Regions from separate parts of the Homo sapiens genome. Here region 1 is linked to region 2. A link is an interaction called in ENCODE POLR2A ChIA-PET data of the cell type or tissue named here. Cell type or tissue: GM12878. All regions are shown on one strand. Links, peaks and the distances in the headings refer to the core of each region. The heading gives the core; the rest is flanking DNA. Region 1 overlaps ARHGEF17 (Rho guanine nucleotide exchange factor 17). Region 2 overlaps FAM168A (family with sequence similarity 168 member A).

The links. ChIA-PET counts read pairs that join two places held together with the same protein. Peaks named below come from ENCODE experiments on the same cell type or tissue, not always from the same donor. Only the 100,000 strongest peaks of a DNase experiment are listed, where the experiment ranks them.
Region 1: POLR2A ChIA-PET joins it to region 2 with 6 read pairs; 4 of 35 experiments call an interaction of 5 or more read pairs at or near these places.

The regions. Positions count from the first base shown.
Region 1 is chr11:73,315,001-73,322,874 of GRCh38, forward strand. The region is part of intron 1 of ARHGEF17 (Rho guanine nucleotide exchange factor 17); the gene reads left to right. Among named protein-coding and RNA genes, the nearest start is that of ARHGEF17-AS1, 9.6 kb to the left of the region's middle. RefSeq lists enhancers at 5,754-6,407, 6,408-7,060, 7,061-7,713. In GM12878, for the core only: no CTCF peak of the experiment used is centred there; no DNase peak of the experiment used is centred there.
Region 2 is chr11:73,534,960-73,542,833 of GRCh38, forward strand. All of the region lies in intron 1 of FAM168A (family with sequence similarity 168 member A), which reads right to left. Among named protein-coding and RNA genes, the nearest start is that of FAM168A, 59 kb to the right of the region's middle. In GM12878, for the core only: no CTCF peak of the experiment used is centred there; a DNase peak (open chromatin) is centred at 3,852; H3K4me3 peaks cover 672 bases; H3K27ac peaks cover 1,083 bases.

The sequences.
Region 1 (7,874 bases), core at 2,513-5,012, 220 kb before region 2:
GAACATTTATCAAGTGCTTGCTATGTGCCAGACACTATCTGTTTCATTCTTCAACTGTGAAAGCTGTGGATATCTTACAGTGCAGACTTAGAGTCGAAGACTGTTGGATTCACCCTGAATCCTAGCATATCAGTGTCTTAGAGGTGAGGGGTCCCAAGGAGATTGGCCTGCCATCTGAGTAGCGGGGACAAGTCAGCAGACAGTTGGGAGTGTCACCTCCACATCCCCAACAGCCTGAACACTTTCATAGTGGTTATTTAATTCACCAGGGCCTGGGGTTGGGATGGGAAGAACTTTGAGACCCAGAAAGGGAGAATGCTAGGTCTAAGGTCACACAGCAAGGGCGGGCAGAACCAGGCCCATGCACCAGGACCCTGGCCTTGTTCCTCTCCACTCAGACCCCCTCCCTACCCAGCCAGCTCCCTGCCTTGCTGATGAAGGTCTGGCAACAGCTCTTCTAGTCACCCTTCTTTCTCCCCTTTTGGCGGGGAACCTGCGGGGGTGGAGGTTCTCTCCTTCCCCTCCTTGGCTCTTTGTGTGATTTTTCCATGGAAACTGGTTCTGGGGGGAAAGGAGGAGGTGATTAGGACACTTGGAATTCTGAGCGGTACCAAATATCTATAATTAAATGTCTTGTCACCCAGCAGGAGGGGGTGAGATGAGGGAGGACAGGCAGAAGGGCAGCCCCTTTCCTCTGTTTATTCCTCACATCTCCTCCCAACTCCTTCCTAAGGGCCTGGGCTCTTGGGGGGAACACTGTCCAGGAATGAGTCCTCCCCAGCGAGGAAGGGTTGGGGGATGGACTAGAGTTGAGTCTGACATTTTCCAGCCCCACGTTTCTGGGACCAGCTGGGTTTGGGAGGCGGAGAGGCTGCTGCTAATCCTGTCCCCAGCCCCCTCTCCCCGTGTAGGGACTTACCCCTCCTGCTTCCCTCCCACCCTCCCATCTGTGATCTTTCAGGCTACACATTGCTGCCCCAAAGCAGGGTGGAGGCACCCCCAGGCTTCCTGGGAGCCGAGGCACACAGAGTGTAGGATCTAGAAGCCAACTCGAAGGGGCTTAGGATGTTGAGGGACTAGCCTGGAAACTGGCCGAGGGACTTCCTAGAAGAGGCTCTGCCTAAGCTTGAGCTTGAACACTGAGCAAGAGGGAGAGGCTCTATGAAGAGGGCACAGCATGAGCAGAGGCTAGGAGATGGAAAGAAATATGGCAGGTTGTGTGCAGTAAAAGTTTGTTTCAGAGACTCAGGTGGCCTTTGATAGGGTAATGCATTCATCCATTAAACAAATACTGTCTGAGCAATAAGACATGTCAGGCCTTCTAGGCCTGGGAATACAGCAGCAAACAAAACAAAAGCCTGTCCTTGTGGAGCTTCCAGACTAGGGAGGAGGCCTGTCTGTAAATGGAGATATTCTGTGTCAGGGAGTGGTAGGGTCCGAGAAAAAAATAAAGCAGGATAAGGGAGTAGAGAATGACAGGGTGGGGTACTTTAGATCAAGAGATCAGGAATGCCTGTCTGAGGAGGTGACATTTGAGCAGAAGCCTGGAGGAAGTGAGGGAGCAGGTCAGGTGGCTGAGGGAAACAGCATTCTGGGCAGAGAGGAACAGCAGATGCAAAGGCACTGAGGTGGTTGAGAAACAGTCAAGAGAACTGTATGGATGGAGCAGAGAAGTAGAAGATCAGAGGTGGGTTAGGGTGAGGAAGATCATGTAGGCCAATAGGAGGACTTCAGCACATACTCAAAGTGAGATGGGGCAGGTGCTGTTGGAAGGTTCTGAGTGGAATAGTGGCCTGGTCTGACTTAAGCATTCACAGGTCTGCTCTGGCTGCTCCATGTGGATAGATTGCAAGGGGCCAGGTGGAGGCTGTGAGGCCAGTCAGAAGGCTGCTGGAATAATCTGGACAAGAGATGATGGTGGCTTGGGCCCAGGCAGAGATGGTGGAGTGGTGGGTTTCTGCTGCAGCCCCAGGGGCTCCTCAAGGGCCTGGACCCCAATGTTCAAGGTGAACACAGAGCTACAACTTCTCACATGGCTGGGCAGTGTGTGAGGGGTCACTTAGGGTGGGGAGGTGGAGTTTGAAAAGTCCCCAGGGTGGACTGGGCTTTGCGCTACACTGGCCACCCCCTGCAGACCCACATTGGCTTGGCTGAAAGGCTAGGAGAGTGGAGCCGCCACAGGGTCCCAGTGAGGCAGGTGACAGGGCCATATCCCACTGGTGTCTCCTCTGCAGCCACCATGACACCCATTTAGCTCCAGCGTGCATGTCTCCTGGGACAGGGAGCTCATGCCTCCCCCTACCCCCCAAGGTAGCCCCATCCCTCCCATCTGATCCTCCAGCTACGTGGGCATTGCCATGGCTCCAATAGTCCAATAAAGAAGCAGGCTCAGAGTGGGCAGGGTCTGCCCAAGGCCCCAAAGCTTGAGTATGGGATTTGGCTCCCAGTGTCCTGACTCCCAGACCGTACATTGGTCCCACAGAGTTCCCACTAAGCAGAGTTGGCAGGGATGGCGGTAGCAGGGTGGGGGAAGGGGGAGCCAATGTTTCCCAGAAAGGCTTGAAGCCCTGGCGTACTTACTGGGAAATGTGCCCAGGCAGCCTGGCGCCTTGCTGGCAAGCCCTGAAATGGGGGCCCTGGGTCCCCTGGGAAGCAGGAGCCTATTGGAGCTGATGTCTCCCCATGGGAGTTGATTCCCCCCATGATGTCCTCCCTCTAATTCTCAGCTCCCAGGGTCTCTGGGGCATTCTGGGGGTTGGGAGAGACAGACACAGAGGAAAACTGTCAGGCTGCTGGGCTCTGTGCAGTGAGTGAACCTCAGCCCATGAGATGCAGGGGTTTGGGGCCCCAACCACAGTGCCTGAGCCCCTGGAGGGACTTCCAGGACCCAACCCTCCAGTAGCTCTAGGGTTCACTAGGGACAGCCTGGTGTCTGTACTAGGAGTCAGGAGATCAGCTTTGCCTCACCACCTTCCTGCTGTGAGGCCTTCAATAAGTTCCATCCCCCTTCAGAGCCACAGAGCTGTCCATGCTCTTGGGCACCAGGATAAACCTCCTCCCAGGGCTGTTGGGAAAGGACCCAGTTCTAAGGAGGATCTCGGTTGCAGAATGAAGTGCTGGCAGGCAGGGACCCACCATCCCACTAGGCTGCTGAGAAGGCAGGTTCAGAGTGGTGCCGGGACTCAGGCCTGGGTCTACCCGCTACGTGCTTTCCCCACCATCGCCTCCTGCTCTAGGATCCCCCCCACCCCCAGATAGGGTCTTTTTCCACACTTGTGGCAGGCTGTGGTGCTCACTGTGGGGCCTGTCCAGAAGTGTGATGTTGCAGCTGACGGGACAGTAAACCTTTATCTGGGCCGGGCGTGGTGGCTCACCCCTGTAATCCCAGCACTTTGGGAGGCTGAGGTGAGAGGATTGCTTGAGCCCAGGGGTTCGAGACCAGCCTGAGCAACACAGGGAGACCTTGCCTCTACTAAAAATAAAAAACAGGTGTGGTGGCACAGACCTGTGGTCCCGCTACTCGAGAGGCTGAGGTGGGAGGATGGCTTGAGCCCAGGAGGTTGAGGCTGCAGTGAGCTGTGATTGCCCAACAGCACTTTAGCCTGGGCGACAGAGTGAGACCTTGTCTCAGAACAAAAAGCAAGAACCAAACAAACAAAACTTCCTATGGTTTCTTTCCAGTGGAGCTTGAAGAAGCCGCCAGGCAGGAACAGGGTGAGAGGGGAGGGCAGAGCACACCCGAGGTGGGAAGACCTGTGCTGATTGCAGAGGTCTAGGTGGTGTATTAGTGTCCTGTTGCTGCAGTAGCAAACTACACACATCTAGTGGTTGAAAACAACACAGATCTCCTACTCTCCAGTCTGGAGATCAAAAGTCTGAAGGGTTTCACTGGGCTAAGATCCAGGTGCTGACAGGCCTGCCCGCCTCTGGCGGCCCTGGAGAGATCAACGCCTCTGCCTTTACCATCCTCTCCTGGCTGCCAGCACTCCTTGGCCTGTGGCCCCTTCCCCCATCTTCCCCAGCATCTTCAAATCTCTTGCTCACCCCGTACCTCCTTCCTCCGTCTTTTTTTTTTTTTTTTTGAGACAGAGTCTTGCTTTGTTGCCAGGCTGGAGTACAGTGGCACGATCTCAGCTCACTGCAACCTCCACTTCCCGGGTTCAAGCAATTCTCCTGCCTCAGCCTCCCAAGTAGCTGGGACTACAGGCATGCGCCACCACATCCAGCTAATTTTTGTATTTTTAGTAGAGACGGGGTTTCACCATGTTGGCCAGGATGGTCTCGATTTCTTGACCTCGTGATCCGCCTGCCTCGACCTCCCAAAGTGCTGGAATTACAGGCGTGAGCCACTGCGCCCGGCCTCCTTCCTCCTTCTTTAAGAACCCTTGTGATTCATTGTGTTCTTAAAGCCTACCTGATAATTTGATAATCTTCCCATCTCAGAATCCTTAATTACACCTGCAAAGTCCCTGTTATTATGTAAGGTGACATATTCACAGGTTCTGGGGATTAGCATGAGGATGTAATGCCAGGGCCATTATTCTTTCTACTGCACAGATAGGCAAAGGACCAGGCTGTTGGTTCCTGATATTCAGAGTCCCCAGCTGGTGCTGGTCCCGGGGCAGAACCTTCGAACTCAGGCCCACTGCATTTAACTTGCTATTTCTTTCCATGTTCATTTGTCATTCATTCATTTAGCAGTCAATCATTGAGCTCCGTGTTGGGCAGTGGGGACACACGGGGAAAACTTGGACACCATCCCTCCTTGCCAGGAGCTTTCACCAAGGATCCTAGCCTCCTGAGGTGGGTGAGGTCCAGAGGCAGGCAGAGCCCAGGCCTGGTGGGGCAGGGGCAGAAGTGCCAATGTGTTCCTGGGGCCAGGCCTGGCTTCCAGAGGTGGCAGGCCATAGTTTTGCTGACTAGAAGTGGGATGAGGCCGCTCCCAAGAAGGGCAATTGATAGGAGAGTTTAAATCCAGGGCAAGGAGGGAAGGTGGGCACCTAGGGAGGGGGTGGGAGTCACGTCTCTGCCAGGCTGCCCCATCTGAGGGCAGAACTGAGAGCCCAGCGGCAGAAGGAAAGAAACCCCATGTTCTGGGAGCTCCATGTGGGAATTGGTGGCATTGGTGCTGTCTGACCAGAGGAACTGTCAGGTCCCTTCATCCCTGAGAGGCCTAGGGAGGCTTCAGGGAGGTGGCATGTGGAGGGTAAAGGGTGCTGTCCAGAATGCTGTCTCCCCGCACGCTGGCTTTCAGACCCAGGCAAGCACTTACCTACTCCCCCGAGGCTGTAGTCGATGGGGGCAGTATCCCCTCACTCCACAGAGGATTATTGTTAAGATTATTTTGTTTTTCGGCCGGGCGCTGTGTCTCATGCCTGTAATCCCAGCACTTTGAGAGGCCGAGGCGGGCGGATCACAAGGTCAGGAGTTCAAGACTCAGCCTGGCCAATATGGTGAAACCCTGTCTCCACTAAAAAAAAAAAAAAATTAGCAGGGCGTAGTCCTAGCTACTCAGGAGGCTGAGGTAAGAGAATTGCTTGAACCCTGGGAGGCGGAGGTTGCAGTGAGCCGAGATTGCACTACTGCACTCCACACTCCAGCCTGGGTGACAGAGCGAGACTCCGTCTCAAAAAAAAAAAAAAAAAAAAAAGATGATGATGATTTTTTTTTTTTTTTTGAGGCAGGGTCTCACTCTCTCAACCAGGCTAGGGTGCAGTGGGTCAATCATGGCTCACTGCAGCCTTGACTTCCTGGACTCAAGCAATCCCTCCCACCTCAACTTCCCAATGAGCTGGGACCACAGGCATGCGCCATCATGCCTGGCTAATTTTTTTTACTTTTAGTAGAGGCAAAGTCTCACTATGTTGCCCAGGCTGGTCTTGAACTCCTGAGCTCAAGTAATCTTCCCGCCTTGGCCTCCCAAAGTGCTGGGATGATGGACATGAGCCACCGCACCCAGCCTACTGCTGAGATTAAGTGAAAGCATGCCAAGAGGGCTTGGCACACAGTAAGTGCTCAAGAAATGTTACCTCCTCCCCTCATGACTGAGATGCTAAGGTTTTATGATTCTAAGATTCTTGGCTGCTGGGCACCTCTTTCCAGCCGTGAAGCAGAAGACAAAGCTCTAGACAGGAAGGCAGGTTGGGGCCTGGCTACAGTACCCACATAGTCAGTGGCTCCGAGCCTGGTTCTCTGGAGGTGGGGAGGAGGGAGAAACCGGGGCTGGAGGCTGAGCCACATGCCCACTGTCCTTGCTCCACTCACCAGCTCTTCTCCTTTTGTTACCACCAGCCCCACCCTGTGACATGTCCAGGATAGCTCAGCCCACACGGGGAGGAGAGCAGAGGCAAAGCCCTCTCTGCATCAAAGCTGCCCCTCACTGGAAGCGGCCTGTGAAGTGGGGCTCAGTGAGTCTGAGTGTCTGTATGCCTGGTGGGCTTTGGGTTCAGACTGATAAGGGTTAAAATCACAACTGACTCTGACCCCTTGCCGGGTGATATTAACAAGTCATTGGATCCCAACTCTGAGCCTTAGTTTACTGCTCTGTAAAATGGGGGCACTAAGGCGTTATTATGAGGGCCAAAGAGAGAATGCTTGTGGAGCGCTCAGCCCTGGGCGCTGGCTCCAGACAGCTCTCAGAAATGTGGCCACTTAGTGTATGCTTTTGAGATTGTCATTCTCAGAGTCTAGAATCCTGTGGTTTCAAGATGAAGGATTCTGGGTTCTTTTCCAAGAGTCCAGACCTCTTTTTTATTTGTGATTTTGAGATTGTGACTTCTTGGTTCTGACATCCTGTGATCCTGAGACTCTGGGGTCTGGAGAGGTGCAGCAGGTCGGGGGCCAGTGGGAAGGCAGTGGGGGCAGTGTGATGGAGGGGCCAGCCGAGGGAGCAAGCACAAGGTTGGTGTCTGTTTCCTGTTTATTGGTTCCCAGGGGGTGAGCAGGCCCTGCTCCCGCACAGCGCTGTGGAGCAGGAAGCGGGGAGGCAGAGTTCCTGGCTGCCAGCCAGCCCCACAGCCGGGCCTCCAGGGACTGCTGGGACCCCACTCCCCAACCTCCTGGACAAACATTCAGTCCTTTCCCAGGACAGGGCACTGGAGGTTAAGGAGCAGATGTGGAAGGGAAGGGGTGGATAGATGGGGAGGGACGCCTTCCCCCAATAAAGGTCCCGATAGCTCCATCTTTCTTAGCTGCCTGAATCACTGAGGTCTCACTCTGGGTTTCTTGGTATCCCCCGCCTTTCCCTGTCTCCCTGGGATGGGGCCTGGTGATGAGATGTCCAACTTCTGGGCAGGCCAGAAGGGCAGGAGGAGGAAGAAAAGGGCCAGGGCCTTTAATGCCAGAACTGTCTACCTGGAAAGACTCTTAGAAACCAGCCATGTTTTCTAGCCTTCCTCACCCCTGCATCATTCAGATGGGGAAGCTGAGGCCCAGCAAGGGGCCTTGCCCAAGGCCACACAGTAGTGGACTAGAGCCAGAAATCCCCCCCATGCATCTCACCATTGCTCCAGCCTCACACTGTAAGGGGTCACTGAGAGTTCTTGAGAAGTGCAGTGACGTGGTTCACCTGGCATTTTAGGGAACTTGTCTGAGCCAGGGCAGGAAAGGGAAGCCCCTGTATGTGTCTGAGGCCAAGAGGGGCAGGGAGGTCTCAGTTTGACCAGAGCACCTGGGGAGAGGCTCTGTGTGGGCAGGAACCAGGTTGAAAGCCTCAAGTGCCGAGTTAAATGGCCTGAGCAGAGGGGCTCCCCTCTGCCAGCTCCCCTCTCCCTTTCTGGGAGAGGAAGGGCTGGGAGCACTGCCAGCTTTGCACATCACAGTATCCTCTGGTTGTGAGGTGATGATCTGACATGAGGGTGCGGGAACATGAGTAG
Region 2 (7,874 bases), core at 2,825-5,324:
TCTCCCACTTAGCTTCCAGACCACAGGCAGCCAGGCCTCCAACTTGTAGGAAGGAGACTAGAGGATTCTTCCGGAGAATCTGACCAGCCCTAGTGGAAAAACCTAAAGATACTGACATGTAGTTGCCCCACACATAGCCCAGGCAAATCATCACACAGAGAAGTCCACACTCAGTAAGCCCAACTCATGTATTTAAAACCTTTTTTTTTTCTTTTTTTTACAGACAGGGTCTCACTGTCACCCTGTCTTCACACTTTACTACTAGTAGAGTCCCCTTCTTTGAAAACACATCTAATAAACTCAGTAATTTGGGAGAATCACACAAGGCTGGAGTTTAGTGGCACAATCACAGCTCACTGCAGCCTTAAACTCCTGGGCTCAAGGGATCCTCCCACCTAGCCTCCCATGTAGCTAGGACTACAGGTGCTCACGACCACATCCAGCTATTTTCTTTCTTTCTTTTTTTTTTTTTTTTTTGAGACAGAGTCTTGTTCTGTCGCCCAGGCTGGAGTGCAGTGGTGTAATCTGCAGCTCACTGCAATCTCCACCTCCCGGGTTCATGCCATTCTCCTGCCTCAGCCTCCCGAGTAGCTGGGACTACAGGTGCCCGCCACCACACCCGGCTAATTTTTTGTATTTTTAGTAGAGACGGGGTTTCACTGTGTTAGCCAGGATGGTCTTGATCCTCTGACCTCATGATCTGCCTGCCTTGGCCTCCCAAAGTGTTGGGATTACAGGCGTGAGCCACCGCACCTCACCCTTCTTTTTTTTTTTTTTTTTTTGAGAGATGGGGGTATCACCATGTTGTTCAGGCTGGTCTCAAACTCCTGGGCTGAAGTGATCCTCCCACCTTGGCCTCCCAAGGCACTAGGGTTGCAGGTGTGAGCCACCACATCTGGCCTGCACTTAAAACATTTTTTTTTTTTTGAGACAGGGTTTCACTCTGTCACTCATGGCTCACTGCAGCCCCAACCTCCCTGGGCTCAGGTGATCCTCCCACCTCAGCCTACTGAGTAGCTGGGACTACAGGTGGCACACCACCACGCCTAGCTAATTTTTCTATTTTTTGCAGAAATGAGGTTTCAGTGTGTTGCCCATGCTGGTCTCAAATTCTCGTCTCAAGCAATCTGTCTACTTCAGCTTCCCAAAGTGTTAGGATTACAGGTGTGAGCCATCACACTCGGCCAGCATTTAAAACTTCTAATCAGCTTTTTAGTATTCCACTTTTAACAACGAACAGACAACCAAGAATCACCAGATATACAGGAAAGCCCCAACATAAAAGACAGAATTCAGATCCTATTTATACCAGAAGAAATTTGGGACCACAAATAAAAAGTTATTTGAAAGAAAGCATAAACATGCTTGTCTTCATCAAAGTTTGTCAATGGTGAATCATATCAGGTGAACCTCAGCCATCAACCTGAGAATAAATAGGCCTCCCCAGGCCAAGCGCGGTAGATCACGCCTGTAATCCCAGCACTGTGGGAGGCCGAAGTGGGCAGATCACGTAAGGTCAGGAGTTCGAGACCAGCCTGACCAACATGGAGAAACCCCATCTCTACTAAAAATACAAAATTAGTTGGGCGTGGTGGTGCATGGCTGTAATCCCAGCTACTCGGGAGGCTGAGGCAGGAGAATCGCTTGAACCCAGAAGGTGGAGGTTGTGGTGAGCCAAGATCATGCCATTGCACTCCAGCCTGGGCAACAAGAGCTTAACTCCGTCTCAAAAAATAATAATAATAATAGGCCTCTCCAAACCTAGGGTTTGTTTTATTGATGGTTATTCACTTCATAGGGGCAAGAGGTACAATAAAAAATAATTTGCTGAGTCCTGCAAGATGCTGCACCGTATCTGCATTTATTTTCCTGATTCCAAAGATATCTGTTGTGAACGGATCCATATGTGGATAAATTGAGTGTTCCAATGAAGGCACTAAAATAAAGAAACTAATGGGTCATAGACAAAGCATTAAGAGATGCATCACTGTGTTTACTAATCATTGATGCTACAACATGTAGTTAGATTTTTGTATGAGGAAGGAGGTCTCTCATGCCATAGCATTTCCCCTTCAGAAGTCAGGGAGAACTTCACACAAAACATGGTGCTTGAGAAGAGTTTTAAAGAAAGAGTAGAAGTTTGTCAGGCAAAACAGAGGAACAGAAAAGAGGGGAAGTGTAACATAAAAGAAAAACTACCAAGGGCTAGTCTAAATGAGCACAGAAGAGTTGAGAAACTGCAATTAATACAGTATTGCAAGAGCAGTAGGAAGTGAGGCTGAAAAGGCAGGCAGAAATCAGATCAAGAAACACTTTGTAGGCCAGGCATGGTGGCTCACACCTGTAATCTTAGCAATTTGGGAGGCCGAGGCTGGCAGTTCGCTTGAGCTCAGGAGTTCAAGACCAGCCTGGGCAACATGGCGAAACCCCGTCTCTACTAAAAATACAAAAATTAGCCGGGCATGGTGGCATGCGCCTATAGTCCCAGCTACTTGGGGGACTGAGGTAGGAGGATCGCTTGAACCCGGGAGGCAGAGGAGGCAGAGTGAGAGTGGCTATAATCTTCCAAGCTATGTACTAGCTGTTCCCAAAAGGCAATTCTCATACTTACAAACTCCAGGTTCCGTTCTCAGCTTATTGTGAAGCAAATTATTCCATTTCTAAGAGAACAGTGACTACCAGAGACATTCTAATGGTCCCCCTAAGGAAATCAGCAGCTCAAGGCCTCTACCCTCAGGTTCTTTCATTTTTCCTCCTGAGGTCTTCTTTAAGCACACAAACATTGTGTTATGTTAGCTTATCAGAAAGTATTTCTCAGTCTGGTTTCAAGGAAGACATGTATCTGCCCCAAGCCTTCACTTCCCAATTCCCAATGATGGTGGCAAATTCCAGCCACTTTTTAGAACTATATTAAACTAACACATGTACACACACACTTGCATAAATGTCTGACTTCCCCATGTATACTCCTTAAGGAGATAGGAAGAAAAATAGAAGGGAATAATTAATGAGCACCAACTTAACACTTGATCCTTTCCTATATATTCTCTCATTTAATACTCACTGTAACCTTGGGAAAGGTGATATCTATAACTCCATTTTCAGAGATGAAAAAACTATGGCTCAGAAATTAAATGACTTACCCAAGGTCTGAAACTTGAAGCCACATGTTTGGGTTGACTAACACTTTTCTACTACCTCATGTTAGGTTCCCCATATCTTATTTTATTCATTACTAAATATTCACTCAACACAGTCTGCTGAATTGCATTATACTAAGCCACTCACTGAACAAATTAGCAACCAGGAAAAGCAACTGAACAGAAAAATAAAGGACAAATTAAAAACTTGGACAATGGATGCAGGTTCCAAAACAAAAAACAAAAAAAAAAAAGAGAGAGAGAGAGTGAAGTAGCAACATCAACCCCAACAAGCTCTTCAGAGCCCTGACTAATACTGGCAAGGATTGAAATAGCCAAAATGCATGTTGATAGATCTCCATTCCAGAATTTTATCTCCTCACCCAGCCCAGCAGAGTCCCTGGTAAATTACTGCCAGTCAGGCACACATCACAAATGAATTACAATAAGCAGATGCAATCTCTCCCTGTAGCCTTCCCACTCTCACAAAACCTCTAGGAACTAAAGAAATCTTTTGTTCTCCATCTGAACTGCCCTTGCTGGTAACAGGAAATTGGGTTTGAGAAGCAGATGGCTTGTCAAAGAGCCTAAAACCTAAAGTGAAAAGGAAGTAATTTACTAAAACCAAACATTCCAAAAGAGAAACCAAGCTTCTCTGAGGTGACAAAGAGTGTCTTCATTGTCATGGCTTGCCCTCTAAACAGAGCGTCCCCAAATCACCTTGTAGGAGGGGCTGAGGCAAAGACTCAGACTAGCTCTAGCCACATTCATCTAGATTTTTCTAAAAGTAAGCATCATTTGTTTGTAGCAACTATGTTTGGTTATGGAGATTTGACTATCAAAGTATTTTGTTATGGAAGAAAAGTACTACTACAGTAGTTAGATCCTCAATATAAGAAGATGAGACAAAAAGGAACTTACAGGTTAAATAAGATAATGTTAAGTAAAGAACCTAAGAACAGAGCTAGCACAAAGTAGATGATTAATTTGGCTGCGCATTTCAATCTGCTATGCAACTTAGGTCCCTTCCCCTATCTGGGTCTTCATTTTCTCAATTCAACAGTTAAATGGTACAACATTTAACTTAAAAAATCAATTGAATTAAATGATCTCAAACACTCCAGGAATATAGGATACACAATCAAGACTCTTTATTTTTATTTATTTATTTTTTTATTTTTATTTTTTGAGACGGAGTCTCATTCTGTTGCCCAGGCTGGAGTGCAGTGGCACGATCTTGGCTCACTGCAACCTCCGCCTCCCAGGTTCAAGCAATTCTCCTGCCTCAGCCTCCTGAGTAGCTGGGACTATAGGTGCATGCCACCATGCCTGGCTAATTTTTTGTATTTTTAGTACAGATGGGGTTTTACTGTGTTACCCAGGATGGTCTCGATCTTCTGACCTCATGATCCACCCGCCTCGGCCTCCCAGCGCTGGGATTGCAGGTGTGAGCCATCGGGCCCAGACACAATCAAGACTTTACTAGACAAGAAGCTCTTACTGCTCCTTCTAGCTACACTCTCAGGACTAAGAGATTACCTCTACCTGTCCATCAGCCACTTCTAAGCCAGGAGCATCCTTTACAGTGCAGTTCACCATCTGTGCTAGATGCTTCATTAAGTGTAAAGCTGATACTGTACTTTGTTAGAAAGCTAGTGCACAAATGTTACCTAGAGATGAATAAATCATTCCAGTTGTGTTGGGCTGCAATTGCAAGGGCAGCATCTGTGGGTCTGAAAACAGATGGTCTTATAAGGATGGAGGATTTGGCTCTTATCTGAATTTCCCAAGGCAAGCAGGTTTGGATCAGCAGGAAGCCTGACAGGGAAGCACCAGAGTAGAGCTAGTATCCAGTGATGAGGAAAGATGACAGAATTGCACATGCAGTTTCTTTCCATAATAAATGAATATATCGGAGGATGCAATTACCAAAATCCCAAGCTGCTATTTTTGTACCTACTCATCAACTTCTAAATCATTTTCTTTTTTGTCCAACACTTTCTTATTTCAACACAAAGACATGCTCAGAGAAATTACCTAGTAAAGCCCTGGCATAAAATAAGAACTTTAAGATCTACTGACTAAAACAAACTGAAAAAACAAAGAAAAACAAATTAAACTGATTTGATAAAAGTAGAATAAATGCCTATTATACTGTCAACAATAGTAGGTATACATTAAACATGTTAATGTTTGAGGTCTAGGGATTTTACATACATTCTCTCGTTCAATTCTCAAGGTAACCTTTATTTTATTATCTCTATTTTATAGATAAGAAACTTAAAGTTCCAAAACGTCAGATACTCTGCCCAGAGTCAGATACCAAATTACCTAATGGAAGTCAGAACTAACCCCCACTCCCACCCCTACCAAGGGCTAAATGACTCCACAACTCTATGCATTTTGTCTGCCTCCTGCCCAACCAATTGCCTTCTTACTATTCCACAAAATGCACCTGGCTCATTCCTACCTCTGGATCTTTCTACTTGCTGTTTCCTCTGCTGAACTCCCTTCTATTATATCTTCTCATGGCTTACTACTTAAAATCATTCAGGACTCTGCTCAAATGCAATCTCTTCAGAGAGGCTTTTCTTGATCATCATCCCAACATATGGTGTTTCCTTATCTTGCTTTATTTTTTATTATGGCCCTTACATTATATTCTTTATTAACATGTTTGTTTACTGTCAGTTTCCCCCACTAGAATGAAAGACTTATGAGGGCAGGAACTTTGTCTTGGTTACAACTGTATCTCCAGCACTTTGAGCAGTGACCACTAGAGCAGGTGCTCATCAAATATTCATTGAATAAATAATTAAATTAGTCCGGGTACGGTGGCTCGTGCCAGTAATCCTAGCACTTTGGGAGGACAAGGCAGGAGAATCACCTGAGGCCAGAAGTTCAACACCAGCCTGTCCAACATGCTGAAACTCCCTCTCTACTAAAAATACGAAAATTAGCTGGGTGTAGTGGTGCGTGCCTGTAGTCCCAGCTACTCGGGAGGCTGAGACAGGAGAAGCACCTGAACCTGCGAGGTGGAGGTTGCAGTGAGCCAAGAATGCATTACCGCACTCCAGCCTGGGTGACAGAGTGAGATTCCATCTCAAATAAATAAATAAATAAATAAGCTCACAATCACAGAGCTCTATAATATTAGTGTAAAAAGGTAGTTGCTATATAATAGAAAGACCACAGGCTTTGAGATCAGGCAGAACTGCATTCAACTTTCTCACTGATTATGATAGTGTAACTTTAGACAAGTGCCTAAACTTCTTTTTTTTTTTTTTCTTTGAGACAGAGTCTCACTCTGTCATCCAGGCTGGAGTGCAGTGGCATGATCTTGGCTCACTGCAAGCTCCTCCTCCCGGGTTCACACCATTCTCCTGCCTCAGCCTCCCGAGCAGCTGGGACTACAGGCGCCTGCCACCACACCCGGCTAATTTTTGTATTTTTAGTACAGACAGGGTTTCACCACATTAGCCAAGATGGTCTCGATCTCCTGACTTGTGATCCGCCCACCTCAGCCTCCCAAAGTGCTGGGATTACAGGCGTGAGCCACCGCACCCGGCTCCTAAACTTCTTTAATCTCCTCATCTGTAAAACAGGTATAAATATCTAGGTCCCATAGATTTGTTATGATGATTAAATGAGATAAACTTATGAAAATGCTTTGTGTAAACTATAAAGTATTATAGAATGTTTATGATGTTTATGATGATGATAGGAGAAAGTTTAGAGACAATCTACTTAAGCCCTTCACTTTAGAGATCACCCCAAGGCCCTAAAAGGTAAAGTGAACTATCCAATGTCCCAGTTATTTAAAACCAAACCATAATTAGACTCTAGGACTTCAGATGATCACACTAGGAGACTTGCTTGGCATTACCCAACACAGATTACCTGATCTCTGGTACTCCACTTTCTCTAGGTTCTTCCTCTACCTCACTGGCTACTCCCTTGATCTTTTCAACTTCTCTATGTTAGAGTGTCCAGAGTTTGGCAGTCCGATCTCTTCTTTGCTCTAAGTACACACATTTCCTAGGTGAGCACATCTACTCCATGGCTTTATATATGCTAATTACTCCCAAATTTATTATCTCCAACTTGAACTTCTCTGAATTTCAGACTTGTATATCCAACTGCCTGAGATCTTTTGGTTATCTAATAACCATTGTAAAAATGTAATATGTCCAAAACCAAATGTCTAACTCCTTCCTGCAAACCTGCTCCTCCCACTGTTTCCCAACTCTATAAGTGGCAATTCTAATCTTGTAGTTGCTCAAGGCAAAAACCTCCGAATCTCCTTTGACTACTTTCTTACTTTCATAATCCTCATCTAATCTATCAGCAAATTCTGTCAGTTCTACTTTCAAAACACATGCTGATTCTAACCATTTCTTGCCATTACTACACTGACTCAAGTCTTCATTATTGTTTTTAACTATTGTAACAGCCCCTGCTTCTATCCTTGCCATCTGCTTATCCTGTCTCTCTCTTCCCAGAAGCCAAAATGATCCTTTTAAATAAAGTTTGGAGCATGTAACTCCACTCTGTTGAAAACCCTGCAATGAGTTATCATCTCAGAGTAAAATACAAGGTCATTACCATGACTTACCAGGTAATCTAGCTCCCTTTATCTAATCTTACCCCATAGCACTCTCCTCCTTGCTCCATACTACAGTAAAATTAAATTTTAGCATCAACATTTGTGTTGTTTAGAAACCATTCTGAGGG